2 separate regions of the Homo sapiens genome follow, and region 2 is linked to region 1. A link is a contact called in ENCODE Hi-C or POLR2A ChIA-PET data. All regions are on one chromosome and are shown on one strand. The core of a region is the stretch at or near the end of the contact, and the rest is flanking DNA. Distances in the headings are between cores, read along the strand shown. Region 1 overlaps GRM8 (glutamate metabotropic receptor 8). Region 2 has its middle 26 kb from the start of MIR593.

The links. A loop is a pair of places that touch in the nucleus more often than their neighbours do. ChIA-PET counts read pairs that join two places held with the same protein, here RNA polymerase II (POLR2A). Pooled maps may share reads with other maps.
Region 2: a loop to region 1 is called in a pooled map, with 5 times the contacts of the local background. The contact joins two enhancer-like sites. A Hi-C loop is called at or near these places in 1 of 37 single-sample maps with no recorded cell type and 2 of 50 pooled maps. POLR2A ChIA-PET finds 5 or more read pairs at or near these places in 1 of 52 experiments (OCI-LY7).

Annotation. Positions count from the first base shown.
Region 1 is chr7:126,697,743-126,703,802 of GRCh38, reverse strand. All of the region lies in intron 7 of GRM8 (glutamate metabotropic receptor 8), which reads left to right. Among named protein-coding and RNA genes, the nearest start is that of MIR592, 360 kb to the left of the region's middle. RefSeq lists enhancers at 1,081-1,130, 2,463-2,782, 1,859-3,058. Within about 2 kb of position 2,607, at least 5 of the 41 ENCODE cell types and tissues checked have a DNase peak (open chromatin) inside an H3K27ac peak, as active enhancers do.
Region 2 is chr7:128,105,165-128,111,224 of GRCh38, reverse strand. No RefSeq gene overlaps it. Among named protein-coding and RNA genes, the nearest start is that of MIR593, 26 kb to the right of the region's middle. RefSeq lists an enhancer at 2,753-2,832. Within about 2 kb of position 2,269, at least 7 of the 41 ENCODE cell types and tissues checked have a DNase peak (open chromatin) inside an H3K27ac peak, as active enhancers do.

The DNA of each region.
Region 1 (6,060 bases), core at 1,358-3,857:
ATTGCTTGAGCCCAAGAGTTTGAGACCAGACTGGGCAACATAGCAAGACTCTGTCTCAAGAAAAAAATTTTAAAAATTAGCCAGGTATGGCAGAGCACACCTGTAGTCCTAGACACTTGAAAGATTGAGGCAAGAGGGTCGCTCAAGGCCAGGAGTTTGAGGCTGCAGTGAGCTGTGATCATACCACTGCACTTCAGCCTGAGTGATAAAGACGAGACCTCGTATAAAAAACGAAAAAGGTGCTTGGATGCACTGTGCTCTGAGGTTTTGTTTCTGACTCTTATGTTAAAACGTCTTGACCCTAGGACCTGGTTTAGATGAGGATTTCCATGGAAAACTGACTGTTCCTTTGCAGATTCTTATTTATAAAACTCTCCTTGTCAAAGTCTTTTGTCTGGTTTGCATCTCAACTTTGACTTGTGCAACCAAAGATACCCAAAAACAAAACGAAAACAAACTCTTGATGCTTCAAACATATGTTTATTCTATCCTATTCGTCTCTGTTTTAATGAATTACAGCACATCTACCTTCTGATCTAGCTGAAAGCCAAGAATTTAATTCCTCCTTTTCCTCACCCCTGCTAGTACTACTGACATAGTCCTATACTAATCTTCCTGCTTTAATTCCTTTTCTGCAAGGCATCTAGTCTAATATTCTTAAAACTAGATCATGCCTGATTGAAACTCCTCAATGAATTCCCAATATACTAGGAAAAATCTGAACTTGTCTCTCACTGACATGGCCCTAATCAGACTCCCACAGTGTCTCATTTTCCGCATTCCCACCTCTTCATTCCTCCAGCAACAGTGACTTTATTCTTGTGGCTTGAACGTGCCAAGTCTTTTCCCAGCCTTGACCCTGTACGCTTGCTATTTTCTCGGTCTGGAATTCTCTTCCCCTTATTTGCCACATGACTCCTTTTCATTCTTTAGGTCTTTATCACTTAGCATTCTGTGACAGATAACAGAAACCACTCCATTTTAATCAGAAGGGAACTTAACATGGTAAGTTAGTGCTTACAATTTTTTAGAAGGTCTTGGGAATAGCTCTTGATGTGGAACTATTCCAGACTCCAAGAACACCACCACAGAACTGGCCCTCTACATCTGCCTCATCAGGAAGCTGGGGAGTTAGAAGACTGCTGTCCCAACTGCTGGCTTCAGGGTTGTACTACTATAACCATGAGTAGGGGATCAGGAAGTGGGGTCAGAACCATTACCTTCAGGAACACATCTTATGTGCTGTCTGACAATAAGGAGACTGGACTTCTGTGCCAGTGAAGTAGACACCTTCTCTGCCACTGCGTCGTCCTTCTACAGTTTAGTTCTGAATCAGTGCTTCGCATGAGTATATCTGGTTGTCTGTGTCTAAATCCAGATCCCTAGCTGCGGAGGAGGATATGAAACATAGCTTTTAGCTTTCCAGTTTCTGGAGTACAAGAAGGTATGCAAAATGAGGTTGAAACAGATGATGGTCTGCCAGAAGGCCTCCCCTCATTACACCTGTCCATCCCATGAAATCCTATTATATCATCCTCTTTATTCCCATAATAGCAGTTATTGTAATCTCTATCCTTTTTAATTTGTTTTTCATTTGTATACTGTGTGAGTCTTCCACTGCTGGACTGTAAGCTCCACAAGGCAAGGGGCTTTCCTCACTTATGCAGGACTTGGCATGTGCGAATGCTAGCACAAATGTGTTGCTGAATTGAGTTGAATAAATGAATAAATAGAGCCTGCTTATTATTTCTATATTCACTAAACGACACTCATTGGTCTCTGACAAGATTCCCTTTTAGTTGGGGTGACCAAATAACTTGTTGTTCAAATAGGGACACTTCGGAGAAAGAAATGGGTAGCATGATTAATAATTATACTAAGACAGAAGGCATGACATGGGGCTGTCTAAAGCAAACCAGGCATATAGTCATTAACTCATTATAATCACTATTCTCTGACAGACTTATCTTCTTAGGTTGCCGAAGAGGGATCCAGATGTCTCTACCCTGGCCAACTCTTTTTACTCCTTCATTTTCCAGTAGTTGGGTAAGAATTTTGGTTGCATGGACTATAACAATAGTTTTATACTTCTTGTAGGATTTCTAAAACTAAAAAAAAATTCTCACAATATTTTACTATCTAGACTATTTGAACTTGATTCTAGATCTTGTAACAAAAATCAAAAGCAGGGTTCTAGTGTATGGTTTTCCAATGTCATTTTAAGTAGGTTACTCAGCAATCACTGGGAGAGTTTACTAGAAACAGATTTTTAAAAACATCTCTCTTGGAGCTACTGATTTCTTTAGAGGAGCTCAAGAATCCATTCCTTGTAAAACTACCAGTGAGTATGGCGCATGGTTAGATTTAAGAACCATGAGATAAGAAGCGTCTGAGCCCTCTTCTATATTTGGTACAAGGATTAATAAGTACTTTTAACATATATAATCATTGGCATTAACTACGATAAAAGCTGTAAATGACTCAGCAGTGGGAACTGACAGGCTACTGTGCTCCAGCGTGCAGGATGTCTGTGTGATGTGATGCATGTGTTTGCAATACAAGGCAGCCCACCCCCAACCTTCCGGGCCTGCAGCTGAGATCAACTGTGACTAACCTGATTCCAAAACTAGCTGACTCATTTCATTGCTTCCTGTTTCTCTTATTATACTTTGAAGTGTTTTCAGTGAAGAGCCTAGCACTCTGCCCAGTGTACTGTAAGTGCTTGGTAATTATTGGTTATATATATATACACACATATATATATACATTTATTAAAAGAAGGAAGGAAGAAAAGAAGGAATGGAAGAGAAGGGGAGAGGGAGGGAAGGAAGGAGGGATCAAGTAATGAGGCAATATGGTAAATATAGTAGAGAAACAAATTTACTGTTCTTTATCAGGATGCAATTTTAGGAATTTAGGATTTAGGAACATAAACACAAAGTATCTTGGGAACAGGACAAAATTATGTCCTCTGTTGTTTCAGATGACTTGTTAAAAACTGAAATTTTGTTGCACTGGTTTTTACACATCTGAGTGCTAAGGTAACTGCTTGTTTGACTGAATGTAACTTAAAAATATATGTAATGGACATTTTTTATTTCTTTAAATGGTGTAACAGGTTGATGTGAGAATGGACCTGCTCAGGGTGAACTAAATTGGGACTGGAGTCCCAATTTATCACCCTCATCAAATTATGTAATTTATTTCTTTCAAAATATTAAACTTTAAAATACAGATTATAATAACATTTATTTTAGGATTATGAGAATATGAGAATCAAGTGAGCTAATGAATGAGAATCATTGTTTTGAGAATCAAGTGAGCTAATGAATGAGAAAGTTCTAGGAAATATTTTAAAGTGAGATTAAAAAAGATTACTTGCCCTTTTCACTGAAACAGGTTTTCTTAAAAATCAATCATTAATAACTAGAATATAGAGGCATGCTGTATTCAAATCTGTTGCAGTCTTCAGCCTTATTTTCATTATATTGAGTTCTTGATTTCTTGATATATTTTGCGTCCAACATGGTTTCTTTCAGATACCAGTATCTGAAAGAGCTTTTTAATGAAATAGATTTTTAATATTCATTCATTGTCTAGATATTGTGAAATTGCTGTTGTTCTATACCAATCTTAGACATAATACAACCTGCAGTTACTGATGTGAAATTGAATGGAGAAACTTCATTCTGTAAAGTTGAATCAGTGATTAAAATAACCCTATGAACTATCTGAACAGTGTGTGTGCCTTGGTTCTGGTTTTCTTCTATCTAATTGTAGTCCCAATATCAGTTAACATCCTCCATCTCCCTGTGCAGTGATGCTTACTTACTCTGAACAGATGTTATAGTGACTGGAAAAAAATCAGTTTATCCATCAATAGACCTAGATCTCATATCTCCTAAAAATGTACTTTCCATCATTCTCTTTTGAGCCAGTATTTATTATTGTCCCAAAAAATGTGCATTGCAACTGGAGAGATGCAGCCAGCTTAGGCAAGCATGCCTCTAGTGGGCTTAGGGCATTTCTGGGCCACTCTGTCTCTTTATCTGGAGGCTGGAAATGATTGTTTGACACACACCAAAGGGAGAACTTCATCAGACACTGAAAATGGTACCTTGTAGCCTGCAAAAAAATACTTCCCATTGCTCCAGGGGTGGAGAAAAGTAAAGATGCAGAAACATAAAAGTCAAAATCAAAATGTAATAGAAAAATGAAAGAGGAAATAGAAGAGGAAGGTGATAAAAATAATGTATGAACTGCTTTTTTATTTAGCAGTCTTATCAAAATCACAGGGGATTTTTTTGTCTGTCAGAGTCTCAAATCCTTAGGCATCTCATGAAATATCATGAATTTTCAATGTGCTTTAAATTTTACATTTTTGAAAGCAAGAGAATTTTCTTACATACTGCATCAGTCCAGCAGATAAAAACTAGCACAACAGAACTCTTATAAACTTATTTTTGTCGAATTCACTTCTTATAAAAGCAGTATAGTTACAATTGAGGGAAATAATGGAAAATGGCTTTGCTGTGAATTTTGATGGCTTTGTTGAATCTTTAAATCTAACCTCATTCCGTCTATCATTAGTCTTTTCCTTTCATGCCTTTGATGGCAATCGTGTTTTACAGATGAACCCATTAATTCACTGGGAGGTTAAGTGATTAGCTCTGCCTGGCAGTCAGGTGCAGGGTTAAGATTAGATAAAAGTCCCTCAGGGTCTAGTGATTGCTAAACTTTGAGGACAGTGACCCTCCTTATTATAAAACCAGACATTCAGAAATTATCTAACAGCTTCTTTCACCACATTCCAAAGAAAGTTTATTTACCTTTACAGAGAAAGTGCCTATGATGGTTTTAAAAGCCAGGTTGCTAGAAAGACACTTTCTCCTCAGAAGCTAATATAATTTAGAGAGAATTTCTTGAGAGAAATATAAATGTATTTCAATTTATGCATTGCCTACATAATTAATAATAAAGTAAGTATTTTTTTGGCTTGTTAATATTCCAGGCACCCCAACAAGCTCTATTGGGGTTACGAAGGTATGCAACTCTTAGAACCAACCCACACTGAGTCATTCATTGTTTTGTTGCTTCATTCATTCATGACAGACAATTCATTTATGACAGTTGTTAAATTTATGAAAAAATAGCTTGATTAGGAAAGGTTTCACGGTCTAGATTGTATCAGATGGATAAAATGTTAACAGGCACAGAAGTGTGAGTCATTCCAGGTATAGGAAATAACATGACAATCTCCCTCCTAAATAAATCTCTGTGGTAGAAAGACATAGTAACATTTAATGAGTAGCACACATGCACTGATATGCCTAGAGCATTTTGTAATATGTGGAAAGTAATTTTAATATAAGTTAAATATTTATAAAATACATATTTAAAAGATAAGCATCATTTTTTCTTCAATTTTGTGATTCATCTAGTTTTCTGTAAATGGTAGAAAATAGAACAATTCTATTATATTCCAATCCTTCCTCCACAACCCTCTCAATAAAATTATAACAAAGAACAAGCCACTACATAATTCCCCTTCCACTTACTGTAGAAGAAGAACAACTCTTAATATTAATTGTGAGGGTTTCACCAGAGTATTGTCTAATTAAAGATGACCAGAGAAGCGGCAGCCTCAGAGACTCCTTTAATTTGACATCCTGAATACGTAGCATGTTTAAGAGTAGTTCTCAGGGGTAGTTCCACAATCTATTCCATTTGTATAAACCTCCAGAACTTCACTGAGACAATAGGAGTATGTAAAGGAATAACTTGCTTCCATGAAGAACAAATATTTACTGCATTTGCTTGCATTGTTTCTCAACTTTTTAGTAAATATTTTATTTCTGAAATGAAAGAACTGTTTTGTGCAAAAATTCCTTCAAGATGCAGATTTCAGTGAACTTGGGGTTCCAGCCATTGCAGCCTTGAGTATAATTTCCACCTGAAGGTTGAAGAGATGTGAGCAACACTTAGGCACCCCTTCTATATTTTCAGCAAATAGTGTTTTTAATGCTTCTTTGTTCTTCCCTTGTTAAATCTTCAGATTAG
Region 2 (6,060 bases), core at 1,020-3,519, 1.4 Mb before region 1:
AGAGGGCACTGCAGTTGGAGGGCATGAGGCCTACAGAGGAAGCTGTTTGCCAGAGAGCTGCTTCTGTGCTGGGCTGCCCACTTCCCTCCTACACCTGGTGCAAATGAGAAGTTCAGCCAGCATCTGAGCCCTCAGCTCAGAGTCAAGGTTTACACCCAGTTCTTCTCCTTCCTTCTGCAGGAAAGAGCCAGACAATAAGAAAAAATAGGAAGAAAGGAGGTTGAATGAAAGAAATCTGAGCCTTTCAGAATGTGCACCACCTGGGCAGAGAAGAAGAAACAGAGGTGACAAGTGGGAAGACCTCCGGGCCTGAAATTCCCTGTCATGCTGCAGCTCCGGACCTGCCCCTACCTGAGTGGGGAGCAGAGGGGTGGACTGACACCTCAGACCCCTGGGCAGCTCTTGGCAAACTCACATGCTTGTCTTCAGCAATCCTGGCTTCATTTGGGGCTCTTTTCAAACCCAGGGCCTTCCCTGGGGAACCCAGGCCCCTAGCATCCTACCCACCTTCAGTAGTTGCCACACACACACACACACACACACACACACATTCTCTCTTTCTGTCTCTTCTCAGACATGTGTCTCATTCCCTTAGGCCTTCTTTTCTCAGCTTTTCAGGTGATAGGGAGCTAATCCTACCAACAAATTCAAACCAACTTGAGAGCTAATGGCTGAAACTGTTAATGATCGCTAACAAAATGAGTCCTAGGGGCGGGGTGGGGTGTGTGTGTGTGTATTTTGCATTTCTGTGCAGAAGTGTTGCAGGAACTCAGGGACCCCGAATGGAATGACTGGCTGGAGCCGTGGCAGAGGAACATAAATTGTGAAGATTTCATGGACATTTATCAGTTCCCAAATAATGCTTTTATAATTTCTTATGCCTGTCTTTACTTTAATCTCTTAATCCTGTTACTTTCATAGGCTGAGTATGTACGTCACCTCAGGACCACTGTGATAATTGTGTTAATTGTACAAATTGATTGTAAAACATGTGTGTTTGAACAATATGAAATCAGTGCACCTTGAAAATGAACAGAATAACAGCGATTTTAGGGAACAAGGGAAGACATCCATAAGGTCTGACTGCCTGAGGGGTAGGGCAAAAAGAGCCATATTTTTCTTCTTGCAGAGAGCCTATAAATGGACATGCAAGTAGGGAAGATATCACTAAATTCTTTTCCTAGCAAGGAATATTAATATTAATACCCTGGGGAAGGAATGCATTCCTGGGGGGAGTCTATAAACAGCCGCTCTGGGGACGTCTATCCTATGTGGTTGAGATAAGGACTGAGATATGCCCTGGTCTCCTGCAGTACCCTCAGGCTTACTAGGGTGGGGAAAAACCGGGCCCTGGTAAATCTGTGGTCAGACCAGCTCTCTGCTCTCGAACCCTGTTTTCTGTTGTTTAAGATGTTTATCAAGACAATATGTGCACTGCTGAAGACAGACCCTTATCAGTGGTTCTCCTTTTTGCCCTTTGAAGCATGTGATCTACTCCCTGTTCTTAGACACCCTCCCCTTTTGAAACCCTTAATAAAAAACTTGCTGGTTTGAGGTTCAGGTGGGCATCACGGTCCTACCGATATGTGATGTCGCCCCCGGCGGCCCAGCTGCAAAATTCCTCTCTTTGTACTCTCTCCTTATTTCTCAGCTGGCTGACACTTATGGAAAATAGAAAGAGCCTACGTTGAAATACTGGGGGCGGGTTCCCCCGATACAGAAGAGGCTTTAGCTCAAAGAAAGGAACCCCTGATGCTGGCAGCGAGACATATTTTTGGATTGAGGGGCTTTGTCAGAGCTCTGGATGTGTCGCGTATGTTGACCACATATACACAGCTGCTGCTGGGTCACCTCCAAGTGGCCCAGGCTGCCCTTTGCCCTACACTTGTTGGGACACAGGCCTTTGTCAACCCACCTGGGAACAGGTCTTGGTGGATCAGCGTCTCAGACAGGTCTAGCTAGGTCACATTGACATGCCTCGGGATCTATTTATTACCGTTTCCTCCTGTTTGCAAGATGAAACAACTCAGTAACACGCCTACCCAAGGTCACACACAGTACAGCTTCTTTGATGGAAGCCCAGGTGTGTTCTGTCTCTTGAGTCTAGGCTCTCTTCTTTTTATTTAGGGGGCTGTTTATCCTTTTTCAATGCCATTCCTCTCCTCTCCCTCTCCTTTCAAAAGCCAACCATTCTAAAGTGTTTTGGTTTGTAAGAGTGCAAAATGGTGTGTGTGTGTGTGCATGCGTATGCGTTTGTTGCCTGTGAGTGCTATTTTTAACCTATTTGAGTGGTTCAGAATTACAAATCTCACTTCTGTCTTCCTCTTTCTACTCAGCTCTGCTTTGAACTCTTGCATGCTCTATGTGAACCACAGTTTCCTTCCTGCTACTGAGTCCCATGGTTTGCTTCTGTTGCATCTTACCCAACCAGTCTCCCTGGAGTGGGCCCTCCATCTCCCACCACCTCAAGGAATATTGCTATAGATGTCCTACCCCGTCCTTTTATGAGAGCATGTGAGGAATTTGCGGGGGGTACATGTCAAAAAGAGACATGCAGAACCTCAGGGTGGGCATGTTCCGCACTTGCGTCAGGACTGCCATCTCACCTGCCTCCAACCCATCTACATGGCCTCATGGAATTCTTTTCCACTGTATCATGCAGGCTCCCTAGCTGTGAAACAGAGCACAGTGTCATGTAAGATTGTCAAAGCTGACACTGAGTATAGGTTGTGGTGAGCCAAAAATGTGCGATGAGAAAACCTACAAAGTTGCACTATAGAGACATAAAAATTACAGCCATTGGTGTACTGTTCTATTTTTGCCAAATGACCAGATTGTTTGATCATTCCCAATCTGTGCCTATGCTGGCAGGCTCCCGTTTGCACATCCAGATTGGCCCTCCACCCTGCTCTCTGCCCTGCAGGCAGATCTGACTGGGTGGCACCAGCAGACTCCCTCCATCTCTGGCTTCTGGTTGGTGATGGCTATGGAGAGGCACTGGCAGGGGACGAGGGAGCAGTATGGAGAGGCGCTGGCAGGGGACGAGGGAGCAGTATGGAGAGGCGCTGGCAGGGGACGAGGGAGCAGTATGGAGAGGCGCTGGCAGGGGACGAGGGAGCAGTATGGAGAGGCGCTGGCAGGGGACGAGGGAGCAGTATGGAGAGGCGCTGGCAGGGGACGAGGGAGCAGTATGGAGAGGCGCTGGCAGGGGACGAGGGAGCAGTATGGAGAGGCGCTGGCAGGGGACGAGGGAGCAGTATGGAGAGGCGCTGGCAGGGGACGAGGGAGCAGTATGGAGAGGCGCTGGCAGGGGACGAGGGAGCAGTATGGAGAGGTGCTGGCAGGGGTGAGGGAGCAGTATGGAGAGGTGCTGGCAGGGGTGAGGGAGCAGTATGGAGAGGCATTGGCAGGGGTGAGGGAGCATTATGGAGAGGCGCTGGCAGGGGATGAGGGAGCGCTGGCAGGGGATGAGGGAGCAGTATGGAGAGGCACTGGCAGGGGTGAGGGAGCAGTATGGAGAGGCACTGGCAGGGGTGAGGGAGCAGTATGGAGAGGCGCTGGCAGGGGACGAGGGAGCAGTATGGAGAGGCGCTGGCAGGGGACGAGGGAGCAGTATGGAGAGGCGCTGGCAGGGGACGAGGGAGCAGTATGGAGAGGCGCTGGCAGGGGCGAGGGAGCAGTATGGAGAGGCGCTGGCAGGGGTAAGGGAGCAGGAGAGGAGAGCAGGGCTTTACTCCCCTGGCTCCTTTCTCCCCTCAAAACGTGTCTCATTCACTTAGGCCTTCTTTGCTCAACTTTTCAGGTGACAGCAAGCCAGGTCAGCTGCCTGATGGCCCTCATGCAGCTCCTCTCAAAGGGTGCCATTAACTGTGTCCAGTCTCTGCTACTTCAGGCCTCTGGGTGGTAACCACTGCTCTCTCTTGCTGGCCCCGGGTACTGTACCATCTCTTGTTGATTTCCCTAAACTCTGCCCATATGCTTTTGTGCATATTCCTTTATTGAATGGAATGTGTTGTGTTTCCTGCTGGACCCCTGACTGATGATATAGTATCTGATATGTTAAAGGAATACATAAAATGATGGGCCAGACTACATAATATTTAAGGACAGTTTTGGCACTAACATTCAGTGTCTGAGGACAGCTACCACGTCCTGTAATATGCCTGTCTCAGTGCTCCAATCAGAAACATGACCTGGGCTGGCACCTCCCCTCTAGGACACACTTGTCTTCAAACCTTCCCCTGTGTCACCTGCCTGCCTCCAGAGTACAGTGCCACACTCCCCCCCACCCCAAACTCCTCCTCTGTGGCCCTTCAGCTCCCTGGATTGACCTTTGCCAGAGCTTTTCCCTTCCCTGCCTGCATCATGACTGTTACAAAATTGTGACAGGGTCCCAGGCTCCCAGCACAGTGCCTGGCCCATAGCAGATCCTTGGTGTTTATGGAGTGCTTGCTGGCCCTAAGATATTTTCTCTGAGCCCACCAGGATCTTCCCTGGCCCAATGGAGACAGTGACCAGCATCTGTCTGGTACCTCAGCCACCCTGTCCTGGACCCATGGCTTGTTCTACCTTGGGGAAGAAGCCAATGACAGAAGCTGGAAGATGTGGTTGGAAGATCCCAGGGTGGGGGTGGGGGCGTGGTTGGTGGGTGGTTGGTGGGCTGACACTTTAATTGCATAATTATTTCCCCAAAGACACTGGTGCTGGGGAAGATAAGGCCTGCTGCCTGCAGGATGGATGGTGTGAAGATGGGTGAGCTATATTTTCCCAGATAAAAGCACCGATTGCCTATAAACTCTGATTCTGCCTGATGTAAAAGCCACTTTATTGCACATCCAGAAATTACAACCCGTATAAAAGCACATTATTGTGATGTAAAAATAGATTTTTATATAATTTTTTCATGCCACCACCTTGTAATTCCTCATTTCCGAGCACCCTGAGATTGCACTGAGGTTTTTCTCTTTTAATTGTTTGCCATGGCATGCCAATTTATGGTAAGATATTCTCCCTGAGATCAGAGTGGGGCCAGGGCATAAATATCAGCCATGACTTCATGGCAGGCATGGTTGTGGGACACCCGAAATGCCATCAAACAACATCAGATTCCATGTGATGTCACAGATTGGGGTGGTGAGGGCTCTAGTTTTATATTCACCTGAAGCCTTCCAGGAGGGGCTCCGTCCCCTCCCTTCCGACCTGAGGGAAGGTGCAGTGTATCTCTAAGTGTCTGGCCCCTGCCTGTAGGAATGCAGCCAAGGAAAGCTGGGCTCTGGGCTCTACTTAAGCCCCACTGGCCTGATCCATCTGGCTTATGTGGCTGCCCCTAGTTCCTTCGTTGTATGGGAAGGACCCCATAAAGCTTCCCTTTCAGAACGTTGACCTTTTCCACATTTAATCTCTTTGCCTTGGTTTCCTTCCAGGCAGACAGCCATAGAAGCCCTTACTTTGGAAGAGAGGAATGAATTTCCTCTCCTGCAGAAAGCCCTTCTCCTTGGTTACCCACCCAGTCAGGATAGCTCACTGCTGCAAAGAGCAAGATCCCATCTGTCTGGCCTTCCAGAGACTCCGTCATCACTTACTGGGGGCAGAGGAGGGTCACTTTCCTGTTCTTGCACTTTGAAAGGTAGGTGCTTTGAGTGCAGCAGCACGGGCCAAACCAGGCAGCTTCTCCCCACTCCCCACTCCGGGGTAACCCTTGGCCGCCATTAGCTAACCTGCCGGCTGGCACCTGGGGCCTCCTTTCCAGGTCCTGATTCCCAGGTCTGCACTAGACCAAGCTGGAGTACCTCTGCCTGCCATCCCAAAGCTAGTGGACAGTGTCTCAGAGTGCACGGCGGTGGGGCTCACAGCCTGGTGCTTTGCGGGTGTCTCTCCCACTGGCAATGCTGGGTGGGCCAGGTGAAGAATGAATGGATGAAAGAATGTTTAGATCAGTGGCTCGCAAACTTTAGTGTGCATGGGAATCATCTGCTGGGCTCCACAGAGTTTCTGTTCAGTAGATCTGGGGTGGGGCCCCCAAATTCGCATTTTTTTTTTTGAGACGGAGTCTCGCTCTGT